4 separate regions of the Homo sapiens genome follow, and regions 1, 3 and 4 are each linked to region 2. A link is a contact called in ENCODE Hi-C or POLR2A ChIA-PET data. All regions are on one chromosome and are shown on one strand. The core of a region is the stretch at or near the end of the contact, and the rest is flanking DNA. Distances in the headings are between cores, read along the strand shown.

Region 1 (3,003 bases), core at 456-2,955, 90 kb after region 2:
AACTCCCTTGCAGCTAGGGTTTAGAGACCAATTAAGTAGTTCCCATTAAATGCATTTGTGTGAGGTTTTGAAGGCAAAAGTAAGAGAGAGGTCATCTTCCTCCTTTTGCTGGTTGTGAAGGCATTGAGACCTCCCACAGGTGTGTCTACAGTGCCTGGTCACCAACTCTTGGGTGTTGAGAAGTGGTGATGGGGCATCAGCCGCATCTGATGGCTGGAGTGAAGCTAAGGTGACAAACTCCTGAAGACAATAGTTCCCAAGCTTCTGGGTGGTGGCAGAGGCAGCAGCTTTCCTGGGCAGGCCAGTTTAGCGGTGACATTCTAAGAATCGCTCCTAGAAGCCCAGGTCCCTTGCTTCAGAATTTTCCATGATTTTGCAAGAACACAACTTCTCGCATTAAATCTCCCTATGTTGAAAGTAGTGAATGTGGTTTCTGTGTCCTGCACCTGCACTCTGGGTGATATAAGCTACATCTTTGAGCCTGTTGGCAACTATTTCCTTAGACTAAATCTCTACCATGGAACTTATAAGTCAAGAATTCATTTTTTTTTGTTTATTTAAATAGTTTTACTGAGACATAATGAACATACCATGTTTAAAGTGTACAATTTGACGTTTAGTGTATTCACAAAGTTGTAGATCTATCATCATCATCTAATTTTGGAACATTTCTTCACCCCAAAAAGAAATTTCATGCCCATTAGGAGTCAATTCCTTACCTCTCTCCCCACTCCTAGGCAACCGTGAACCTATTTCCTATCTTTATAGGTTTACTTATTCTGGGCATTTCATATAAATCAAATTATACAATATGTTATCTTTTGTGGCTGCCTTCTTTCACTTAGCATAATGTTTTCAAGGTTCATCCATGTCGTGGCACATATCAGAATTGTATTTCTTTTTATTACTGGATAATGTTCTGTTATATGAATATACCGCATTTTATTTATCCATTCATCAGCTGATAGACATTCGGGTACTCTCCACTTTTATTTTATTTTTAGAGACAGGGTCTTGTTCTGTAGCCCAGGCTGCAGTGCAGTGGCACAATCACAGCTCACTGCAGTCTCAACCTCCTGGGCTCAAGCGATCCTCCCCCCTTAGCCTCCTGAGTAGCTGGGACTACAGATGCGTGCTACCACACTTGGCTAATTTTATCTTATTTTATTTTATTGTAGAGACAAGGTCTCGCTATGTTGCCTAACCTGATCTCAAACTCCTGGGCTGAAGCGATCCTCCTGCCTCAGCCTCCCAAAGTGTTAGGATTACAGTCGTGGGCTACTGAGCCTGGCTTGTTTCCACTTTTAAACTCTTGTGAATAATGATACTGTGAACATTTGTGTACGTGTTTTTGTGCGGATGTATATTTTAATTTCTCTTGGGGAGGCTTGTGTCAGTGAAAGTTGGGGTGTTGGTCGGGGGCCGAGCAGGCTGTAGTGGTACTTGGGAAGGAGAAGGAAGGGGAATGGAGGCTTACTGTAACATCCAAAAAGCATGATGATAAAATTGCAATTGGATTGTGCCTGCATTTCTTCTGGAAAACAAGACTTGAATGCAAAGACAGCACCAAACAAATCTAGAATGACGAGCCTCAACATGTAGTCTAACAAGATGGTTTCAGGCCCAAGTGATGTAACTGGTGGAATTTGGAGGAAGAATCCTTCCTTTGAAGTTTTTCTATATTGTTGTGCTGAGAACGCTTCATGGTATTCAGTCAACTGGAGCGTGTACGTGGAGTTTTGATATTGCCGCCTGCCTTTGGCCAGCAGAACAGTTTACTCCTCCAAGAGCTCACTCAGGTGAAAAGTCAGGAATTTACTCAGACATTCTGACACATGTGTCATCAATCTTGGCGTTTCCTCCCCCTGACATTGATTTATTACAGTCTCTGGCTCCGTCTATGTGTGGATGGAAGATGTCTGGGAAAGTCAGAGAAGCCTGTTACGAGTTTGGTCTCCAAATCCAAGGATTGATATTTTTGCCGGATTGGACTACTTCTGTTTGAAAAAGAGGCCGGGCGTGGTGGCTCATGCCTGTAATCCCAGCACTTTGGGAGGCCGAGGCGGGTGGATCACCTGAGGTCAGGAGTTCGAGACCAGCCTGGCCAACATGGTGAAACCCCGTCTTTATTAAAAATACAAAAAAATTAGCTGGACCTGGTGGCACATGCCTGTAGTCAATCCCAGACACTCAGGAGGCTGAAGTATGAGAATTGCTTGAATCCAGGAGGCGGAGGATGCAGTGAGCCAAGGTCACACCACTGCACTACAGCCTGGGTGACAGAGTGAGACTCCATATCAATACAAAAAAAAAAAAAAACGAAAGAAAAAAAAAAAGAAAAGGGTGGTGGTGGGAGTTATTGTTGGTTATCTCCTGGTACTTGTCTTCCTCTTCTTCTCTAATAAAGGAATTTTTAGCAGAGAAAAAAACATTTCTCTTGGATCTATATACCTAGAAGTGGAATTGCTGGATCACATGGTAACTCAATGTTTAACTTTTTCAGGGACTACCGAACCGCCTTCCAAAGTTGTTGCACGATTTCACATTCCCACTAGCAATGTATGAATTTCCAATTGTTCCATATCCTCGCCAAAACTTAATGTTGTCTCTCATTTTCGTTAGAGCCAGTCTAGTGGGTATGAAGTCATATTTCATGGTTTAGATAGACATTTCCCTAATGACTGAAGATGCTGAACATCTTTTCATGTGCTTACTGGCCATTTGCATGTCTTCTTTGGAGAAATATCTCTTCAAATCCTTTGCCCATTTTTAGGTTATTTGACTTTTATTTATTTATTTAGAGACAGAGTCTCACTCTGTTGCCCAGGCTGGAGTGCAGTGGCACACCCTCGGCTCACTGCAACTTCCACCTCCCGAGTTCAGGTGATTCTCATGCCTCAGCCTACCCAGTAGCTGGGACTACAGGTGCCAGCCACCATGCCCAGCTAATTTTTGTATTTTTGGTAGAGATGGGGTTTCACCATGTTGGCCAGGTTGGTCTCA
Region 2 (2,712 bases), core at 208-2,707:
GAAGTGGGGTTATCTTATGGTGCAAAAACCTCTGTAGTAGGTGTGGTTCATCAAGACTGCAACCCAGATAAGTCCAGTATTAGGAAAATTGAGACTGCATTACCCAAGTTCTGTTAAAATATGAAAGTTGGATGTTACATGTGAATCTCAAGAGACAAGATCTCCTTCTGTGTCCCCAGATTTCATGGTCTAATTTCTTCACTCCTCCCTATAAATAGTAAGTCCATGATTCTTCTGGTTTAATTAGCACTTCAGGCTACAAAATGACTTTGAGGTCTTCAGAGCTGAAGATGGAGCTACCCAAGAGTCCATGAATCTGTCAAAATGCTTATCCTTTGTGACTAGAGCCATTAACTCTCTGTGTCACCTTCCTGGGCAAGGTATTTTCCTCTCTGGGCCTCAGTTTTTTCTTTCTTTTTTTTTTTTTTTTTTTTTTTTTTCTTTTTGAGACAGGATCTAACTCTTGCCCAGGCTGGTGCAACCTTAGCTCACTGCAGCCTCAATCTCCTCGTCTCAAGCTATCCTCCTATCTCAGCCTCTCAAGGAGCTAGGACTACAGGCATCTACCCACGCCTGGCCAATTTTTTTCTTTTCTTGACTTTTTTTAGAGATAGGGACTCACTATGTTGTCTAGGCTTGTCTCGAATTCTTGGGCTCAAGCAATCCTCCCGCCTTGACCTCCCAAAGTGCTAGGATTGTAGGCATGAGCCACCACAGCCAGCCTCAGCTTTCTTACCTGCAAAATGTAGTATTGGACTAAATTATCTCTAGGTTTTCTGCGAGCCCTAAAAGCTACGATTGTTGTGCTGCATAAGAAGCATATGGGACTGAAGTCTGAGAACTCTGGATGGTATATCCTGGGCACGCAGTACTATTTGTTAGAGAAATGAATAGTATCACCATTGTGCTGTGTATACATAGGAAACCCTGGAGACCATAGTCTAAAGATCGGGGCACAGGAGACAGTGCCACGACCGGGAAGATGGGAGTAAACACAGTAGTTCACTGCACAAAATTCATATTTGGTTTATTTGGGATCTTTAAGAAAAAGCCATTTGCTAGCATGGTTTCCTCTTTTACTTTCTCCTGGAATAATTCATCTGGCTAAAGCTCATCGCTCACTGCTACCTCTGTAGGATTTTCCATTTAAAAATCATGCTTCCACTCTGAGGCACAGATTCAATTAAGAATCCATTCTCCTGTACAGTAGGTTGGGATTCATACAGCTTTATGTAGTGTTGAAAGCCCAGTGTGTTCACTTTTTTTAGACTCAAATAGTTATTTTGCATTAAAAATTCATTTCTACCATTGGTTTGATAAATATTAAAATTAGCAGGCCATTTATCTAGTATTTTTTGTGAATAAGAGGCAGCTGTGATGAGTGAAAACTCATATCTTCTCATCTCCTCTCACTATGATGACCTTGGGCAAGTCACTCAGCCCTTGGGGACCTCAGCTGCTTCTTACAGGAAATGAGTAGGGTTGATTACGTAACCTCTGAAGTCCTGTGACTAGGTTTTCAGAATATTTCTTCCTACTGAGAATCTTAATAAACTCAGTACCTGAATAATGTACTCCATAGATTTTAAAATACTCACTATACAAATTCTTAGGAAAGAAAGTAGTTACCAACATACTTGTTAATAACTGAGATGTTTGTAAAAAGGGCCTAGTGCTTTGGTACAAATTAGGGACTCAGTGGTGGCTGTTACTATGTTAAATAATGAATGCAGGTATTTATAAACACATGTAACAAGATTAAAATAGATGTCTGCTGGAAGGAGTAATAGAGACCACATGGCTAGACCATCTGCAGCATTTACAACAGAGTGGTCAAAAACCTGTCATCCTCAACCCCCCTCACCCACTTTAAGGGTATGAAAAGAGTCAGGAGTTAAGAGGTAAAGGAAGAGGATTTGGGATGAGAATTATTTGAAAAGGGCCATTGGTGTGTTTGGCATCTCCCTAGTGGGAGCAGTGGGTGCCACCTACACTTTATCTCAAGATTAGGGGAAAGGGCCTCCATGGAGCTTAGTATGTGTCCCTGATCTGGTGGATTAAACAGACCCCTGCCTGGAAAAGTCTGAAGGATGAGATGCCAGTGCTGGCTAAGTGTTTGATGACGAAGCAAGGGAGAGGCTGGGTGCAGACTCCACTCCTAGAGTTTGTCAGGGCAGAGCATGCATGTAGAAGAACTGGCCTGCATCCTGGGGTGATAGAGCCTGGGCAAGAGGCCCGGGGTTTCAAGGAGGCGAACTTCAGACTCACAGTGCTGAGGAAGGAGTAGAGCAAAGAGCCAGGGAGAAACCCTCACCCCAAGAGACCCCAGGTGATGGGAGATGAGGATGGGAGACTGGGGGAAGGGAGGGGAGGAACCACTCCAAGGAGCATCTGAGGAGCCCATGGGGGAAGGAAGCTGTTAAACTTTGTTAAACTTTTGCCCAGCAGCGCCCAGTCACCACCACCAGACCTTAAGGACTGTCTCTTGCTGCTGCTTCACTCCCACTGCTGTGTCCCTGGAAGGGTCAGAAACGGTAAACAAGGGAGGCCTCCCTTCCCGGATGCTGGCCTCCCTTCCCAGATGCTGGCCTCTCGCCCCCAGCAGACCCAGAGAGGTCACCTTCACATGATAGGCTATTTTGATTGTAACATGGGCTTGCACATTTACATCTCTGAAATGAGACTGTTTTTACACTTTAAGTGTGACTACAG
Region 3 (2,993 bases), core at 494-2,993, 130 kb after region 2:
CTTGGTGTCCTTTCTCCAGAACAAAGCACCTGACTAGGGACGGGCCCAGAGTCGGGGCTTTCCTGTGGAATGTGGCCAGGCAGAACCCCCACACCCCAAGCCAGACACCCCTTTCACCTGGTGAATGGCAGCTTCCAGGCGGCCCAGGCGGACACGGAGCTCCAGCTTCCCCAGGAGGCTGTTGGAAGCGGTGACCAGAACATGAAGCTGCTCGTCCACAAGGCTGTACAAGGCAGTGGCTGCAGCCAGATGGCTCCTGGGAGGTGGGCGGAGGTGAGAAAAGGCCTCTGTTGCCCTCTTCACCCTGCTGTACTTCTGTCCCGCATAGGCCTGCCCCTCCATCTCTGTGGCCCCAGCCTGGGTTTCCAGCTAACTTGCTGTGTGACTGTGGGCAGGCCCTTCACCAAGGGCCTCAGCCTTGGTCTTCCATGGGACTGGGAGGACAAGAGAACACAGTAGGAAGTGAACTGACCCTCCCCCTTCCCTAGAAGGGAATGAAGCTGGCCGGACAGATCTGGGTTCAAAGCCCAGCTCTGCTGCCTTCTAGTAGGAGGCTCTGTGCAAATTTCTCAACCTTTCTATGTCTCTGCTTTTTATTCTGTGAGGTGGAGATAATCACAGAACCCACTTCATAGCATGGTTGTAAGGATTAAATGATCTAACGCCCTGGCCCTCAACTCTAGCTATACATTATAACCTGCCCTGGGAGCTTTAACAAATCTTAGTGCCCTGCCCCAGGCCAACAAAGTCAGACTCTGAGTGCAACCAACACACTGATGTTTCCCTTTTTTTTTTTTTTTTTTTTTTGAGACGGAGTCTCACTCTGTCACCCAGGCTGGTCACCCAGGCTAGAGTGCAGTGGCGCGATCTCCATTCACTGCAACCTCTGCCTCCTGGGTTCCAACGATTCTCCTGCCTCAGCCTCCTGGGTAGCTGGGATTACAGGCACGCACCACCATGCCGGGCTAATTTTTGTATTTTTAGTAGAGACAGGGTTTCACATATTGGCCAGGCTGGTCTTGAACTCCTGACTTCAGGTGATCTGTCTGCCTCAGCCTCCAAAAGTGCTGGCATTATAGGCATAAGCCACCACGCCCGGCTGAGACACTGATGCTTTCTAAAGCACCTCAGGCGGTTCCAGGGACAGCCAGGGCAGAGAACCAGCGCTCATGCGTGCAAAACACTTAACACAGTGCCCAGCGCACGATGTTTGTCAGGTCCGTGCTATTTCTATTGCAATGGTGGGAAGTAGCTGCAACATGCCTGCCGGCCCTGCCTCCATTTCACAGATGGGAAAACTGAGGTCAAGGGAGGGGAATCGACTTGCAGATGACAACCTGAGTTGGAACCCCACCCAGGGCTGTTTCTGCACATAATTTTAAAAAATGCTCAAAGCCACAAGTCACTAAGGAAGAAGTGTGGATGGGATTTCAGGCATGGTGATATTTGTGTGAAGGGAGGAATCTCCAACCCTGCTCTGCCCTCCTCTGCCTTCAGAGGGAAAATGGAAGAGAGAAGATGGAAGAAAAGCTTTTGACTTCCTGGAGGGTGCTTTGCTCTACCTCAGCCTCCCCATCTGACTGCAGCTCCCCACGGGTTGCCACCCTTGCAGGGAAGAGGTGTGGCCCAGGGTGCGTGAATAGGATAGAAAATCTCTGCCTGCCTGGAGAGGGAGGGACGGAGGGACGGGGACAGCCTAGGGGCTGCAGGGACCCGCTGCAGAACAAACGCCCACAGCAGCTCATGTGGGACCACAGTGACCCCTGCTGGAGATGCTGGTAGCTGCGGGTCTGCGGGGCCTCGGATGGACAGGAGGGGCCTGGGCTGGTGGGGCAGGTAAGGGTGGAAGAGGCTGAGAAAGGCAGTGCCAACCCCCACCAGGCACTGAGGGGCAGGGAGATGACCCCATACCAGTGCTGCCCGTGCGTCCATCTGTGTAAGCCTGCTCTCAAGTCTAGTGCAGCTCTGGGTGGTGTGTTCAAGATTCTGGGACCAGACTGCCTGGATTCAAGTCCGGGCCCCACCACATCCCAGCTATGTGACCCTGGACTAATCACTTACCTTCTCTGAGCCTCAGGTTCCTCCACTGTAAAATAGGCATAATATCTGCAGCTACCTCGGAGTGAATTAAGTGAGCTGGTATTTGTAAATCCCTGAGAAAAATGCTGGACACATACAAAGTGCTATTTAGGTCTTGGTTCTGTAAACAAAATGTTCTTAAAAGCTCATGCATACCAGCCCTTGACTTTGAATATAAGTAGCTGTGTTCTAAGAGGGTGAAAATACTTGCAATTACTGACCAATTTAATGACTGACTTTTCCCCACCCCCTAAATTTAAGAAAGCTGGGACTTTCCAGGAATGTCTATAATTTATTCTGGCTCTGAGACCCCTGAGACACCATGAGGTTCTCACAAGTGTGTCTGAGCAGCCTACCGGGAAAGGCAGGGCCGGGTAGGGGTTAAATGCCCAGAAGGCCTGGCTTCAAATCCCTTACCAGCCGCTGTCTAGCTGCTATTTCCCTTCGCTGAGCCTCAGTTACCCATCAGCCAAATGGACAATGTGGACCTCACAGGGTTCTTGCCAGAAATAAATGAGGCAGGCTCTTGCAGGGGTTCAGCGTGGTGTGTGGGTCAGAGAAAGTGCTTTTCCAAAAGGGTGACCAGAAATGGGTAGGCGACATCCTCTGATGCCCATCCCAGGCTCAAGATGGCTGGGGCTGAAGGAGGGAAAGCAGAGAAGGGGCGAGGAAATTGCCAGGGCTCAGGGCAGGTTTCTGTGACCAGGCGTCAGCCTGGGATACAGGCCCTGCAACTACTGCAAAGCTGGGCGCCCTCGGGGCTCAGCTATGTGTGCCCTAGGTGGTGTGGTCCCAGCTCCAAGCTCCTGGGCCAGAAACAGGATGGGGTGGAAGAGGAAAGGCCTGGACGTCTGTACCTGACATCAGGGCTGAAGTCCAGCCTGCTGGCATCATGCTGCAGCCTGGCCAGGGTG
Region 4 (2,700 bases), core at 37-2,536, 100 kb before region 2:
AGGAATGATTCCATTGCTTTGTGCATATTTAAAAGGATATGGCGCTGAGAGGTCCAATCTGTTATAGACAATTCAAAAATAAGCCAGAATCTAGGAGGGTTTACATCCCACTGGGGCGAGATTTAAAAGCAGCCCTTTCCATCTGGCCAGTTCTCCTGCCTCCAGGAACCCTGCAAGCCTAGATCCCACGACAGTGTATTGGGCACAGATTTCAAAGTGGCATTCTGTGCTGAGCACTATGAGGGCTGACTCGGACCTTTCCCCCAGCTGGCTGCACTCTCGGGCCACATTGTTTCCTGCCCCTCCCTGGAAGGTATGTACCCTTGAAGATAAAGACATCTTCATAGCAGCCTAGGTAGGCTTGCCCACCTCCTGCCTGAACTGTTTTCCTGTAACCTGTGCTCTGGCACTAAGCCAGCAGCCTCCACTCACGGATGCCTTCAGAAACAGCTCTAGGAAATGTCCTTCTGTATTTACTGCAAGGACGTTGAGGATATTAGTCACAACAGTACCCAGTGTTCTTTTAAGATGACCCACAGAGAAATTTTCCTCAAGCGTCAGTAATAAGGAAAGCCATGCTTCTTTCTGAAAAGCTTTCTTTCCTTTTCTTTTTAAAAACTCTTATTCAGGTACTTCCTGTACCATTTTCCTCTTTGCTGTCTGTCAGGAAGCACAGAGCCACTCTGAAAGCTCCTCTCTAGCAAGGGTGCAGGGCTCTAACTGTATTGTCTATATTAACCTCAACTCGGTCTCATCTTGTTTTTGCTGTTATTTTTCCATTTAAAAAATTTCTTCACTTCCTTCCTTTTTTCTTTGTTGCAAACAATTTATAAGATGTTCCAAGTCATTTTCGGAATAAGAAGAAATTTAAATAATGATTCACAACTACTATTTAGTGACTTTTACTCTGTGGTGGTATTTTGTGCTACCTGACTTTACTGAATCCTTGTCGTCATTGTAGTAGGTGAAATAAGCAAAATAACATACATGCTTTTTTCGGTCTTATAGATGAGAAAACAGAGACTTTGAGAAGTGAATTAATTTGCCAAGGTTATCTTGTTATTGAACAACAATGTGAGGCCTTGGTAGTTATCTCTGAAAATCTTCAACTCTCAACACAGCACTTGGCTCATCATAAGAGACCCAATAAAAATCTTTTAAAATACATCTATACAATAAGACAAATAGAGATCATCTCCCTGGCTACTTTATTTACTCAGTACTGAGACAACATTTACTTCCACGCCTCTGAGGTGTTCGAGAGGGATGACAGAGCCTGCAGAATGAGGAAATGACTACCCTGTGGTCGACCACAGCCTCTGATGACCAAAACCCACTTTGTGCAGGCGGTGCTGCGACCAGGCTCGATCTGTCATCGAGAACATTCTGCTCCCAACCTGGCACGGCATGCACTGTGCACACACACCCCACGCTTGGCTTTCCTACCGGGTGGTAAGATGGTTGACCCTGGCAGGTTATCAGTGACATGACAACACCAAGGAAGAAGGGACAGAATTGGCAGCACTGAATTTAAGTAGATTTAAGTAGCCCAGAGGTCCCTGCCTTCAGTTCTGAAACCCAGCAACCCACTTTGTTTGTAATCTGCCTGCCAGATGTCTCTTATCTTTGACACCATGAAATCAGGCCTATATATGCACAGTGAACAGCTCCAGATCTGAGTGTATTTTTAGAACAATGGGACTCAAAAAGAAAACCAGCAATGCCTGTCAAAAGATGGATAATAGGAAAGCTAACTACTTGGGTTTGGATTTGTCAACTATTAATCAAGTGTCAAAAGGAAAAAATATTAGGTGTGTCCTCATTTCCATGCTGGGTGCAATCCAAGGGGGAACAGCTTTGCAGTCCAAGCTCAGCCAAACTGCCCACACCATTTAAGGGGATGAGCTACTAATTTCAAGCTCAGCTGAACTAATGGATCACCTCTGTGGCTCCTCATCCGTTCAAATATAATAGGCTCATGTGTGGGTAAAGAGAGGAGTTGGGGCTCTGACAGGGATGAAATGAATGAGCCTGTGCCGGTCTGTGTTCGTCCAGGGTTTGAAGGCACCAGCTGGTTCTTTGATGGGATGGGATCCTACTGCTAGAAAGAGAGCAGGGAAGTCAGTCTGTAAATGAACCTTCAAACCCGGTCCTGACTTCTGCAAACAGTGGTGGCACAATTAACATGAAAAAGATCCTTTTGAGGTGAAATCCCCAGTTCAGATTTTAGTAAGGATGAAGCAGGCTTACAACTAGAAATTCTGTGGCCAGTGTCTATGTGTATGAGTAACATACACATCATGTATAACATATTTGGGAAATTTACATACATGTACCCCACATAGGTGTGTACACAGATGTAAATATACCTTCAGAACATAAGCAGAGGGTAGAGGCCCCTATCTTGTTCCCTCTAATTCCAGTCCCTAGAACAGTACCTGGAGACTCCTTGGACATACTAACGTGATTCATCCACAAGCACCCTATGAGAATGGAGTTTTCATCACCCCCAGTTTACAGAGGAAGAAAATGAAATGAAGCTAAATCATTTGCTCAAGGTCACATGGCCAGTAAGATCTGAACCTCGGTTTGTCCAAAGCAAGACTGCTACTTTTTCTCTCACACACAATGGCGAGGCAGAGGGAGCTGGAATGGCAACCTCCCCAGCGCCCCATCAGGGGCTACAGCAATAACAGCATC

The links. Hi-C counts contacts between places; a loop is a spot of excess contacts on that map. ChIA-PET counts read pairs that join two places held with the same protein, here RNA polymerase II (POLR2A). Pooled maps may share reads with other maps.
Region 1: a map with no recorded cell type shows a loop between it and region 2 (7-fold over the local background). The contact joins two enhancer-like sites. A Hi-C loop is called at or near these places in 1 of 168 maps with a recorded cell type or tissue (heart right ventricle), 4 of 37 single-sample maps with no recorded cell type and 3 of 50 pooled maps. POLR2A ChIA-PET finds 5 or more read pairs at or near these places in 5 of 52 experiments (BJ, GM12878, Panc1 and 2 more).
Region 3: a loop to region 2 is called in a pooled map, with 3 times the contacts of the local background. The contact joins two enhancer-like sites. A Hi-C loop is called at or near these places in 4 of 50 pooled maps. POLR2A ChIA-PET finds 5 or more read pairs at or near these places in 8 of 52 experiments (AG04449, Caco-2, GM10248 and 5 more).
Region 4: a loop to region 2 is called in a map with no recorded cell type, with 14 times the contacts of the local background. The contact joins two enhancer-like sites. A Hi-C loop is called at or near these places in 6 of 37 single-sample maps with no recorded cell type and 7 of 50 pooled maps. POLR2A ChIA-PET finds 5 or more read pairs at or near these places in 1 of 52 experiments (OCI-LY7).

The regions. Positions count from the first base shown.
Region 1 is chr20:38,182,511-38,185,513 of GRCh38, forward strand. No RefSeq gene overlaps it. Among named protein-coding and RNA genes, the nearest start is that of TGM2, 19 kb to the left of the region's middle. Within about 2 kb of position 1,706, at least 2 of the 41 ENCODE cell types and tissues checked have a DNase peak (open chromatin) inside an H3K27ac peak, as active enhancers do.
Region 2 is chr20:38,093,039-38,095,750 of GRCh38, forward strand. No RefSeq gene overlaps it. Among named protein-coding and RNA genes, the nearest start is that of RPRD1B, 61 kb to the left of the region's middle. RefSeq lists a silencer at 1-163. Within about 2 kb of position 1,458, at least 20 of the 41 ENCODE cell types and tissues checked have a DNase peak (open chromatin) inside an H3K27ac peak, as active enhancers do.
Region 3 is chr20:38,219,513-38,222,505 of GRCh38, forward strand. It overlaps KIAA1755, which reads right to left. Exons shown (of 14, transcript NM_001029864.2): 10 at 2,937-2,993; 11 at 118-256. Among named protein-coding and RNA genes, the nearest start is that of KIAA1755, 40 kb to the right of the region's middle. RefSeq lists an enhancer at 1-118. Within about 2 kb of position 1,744, at least 2 of the 41 ENCODE cell types and tissues checked have a DNase peak (open chromatin) inside an H3K27ac peak, as active enhancers do.
Region 4 is chr20:37,989,410-37,992,109 of GRCh38, forward strand. All of the region lies in intron 7 of TTI1 (TELO2 interacting protein 1), which reads right to left. Among named protein-coding and RNA genes, the nearest start is that of TTI1, 43 kb to the right of the region's middle. RefSeq lists an enhancer at 1,176-1,255. Within about 2 kb of position 1,287, at least 24 of the 41 ENCODE cell types and tissues checked have a DNase peak (open chromatin) inside an H3K27ac peak, as active enhancers do.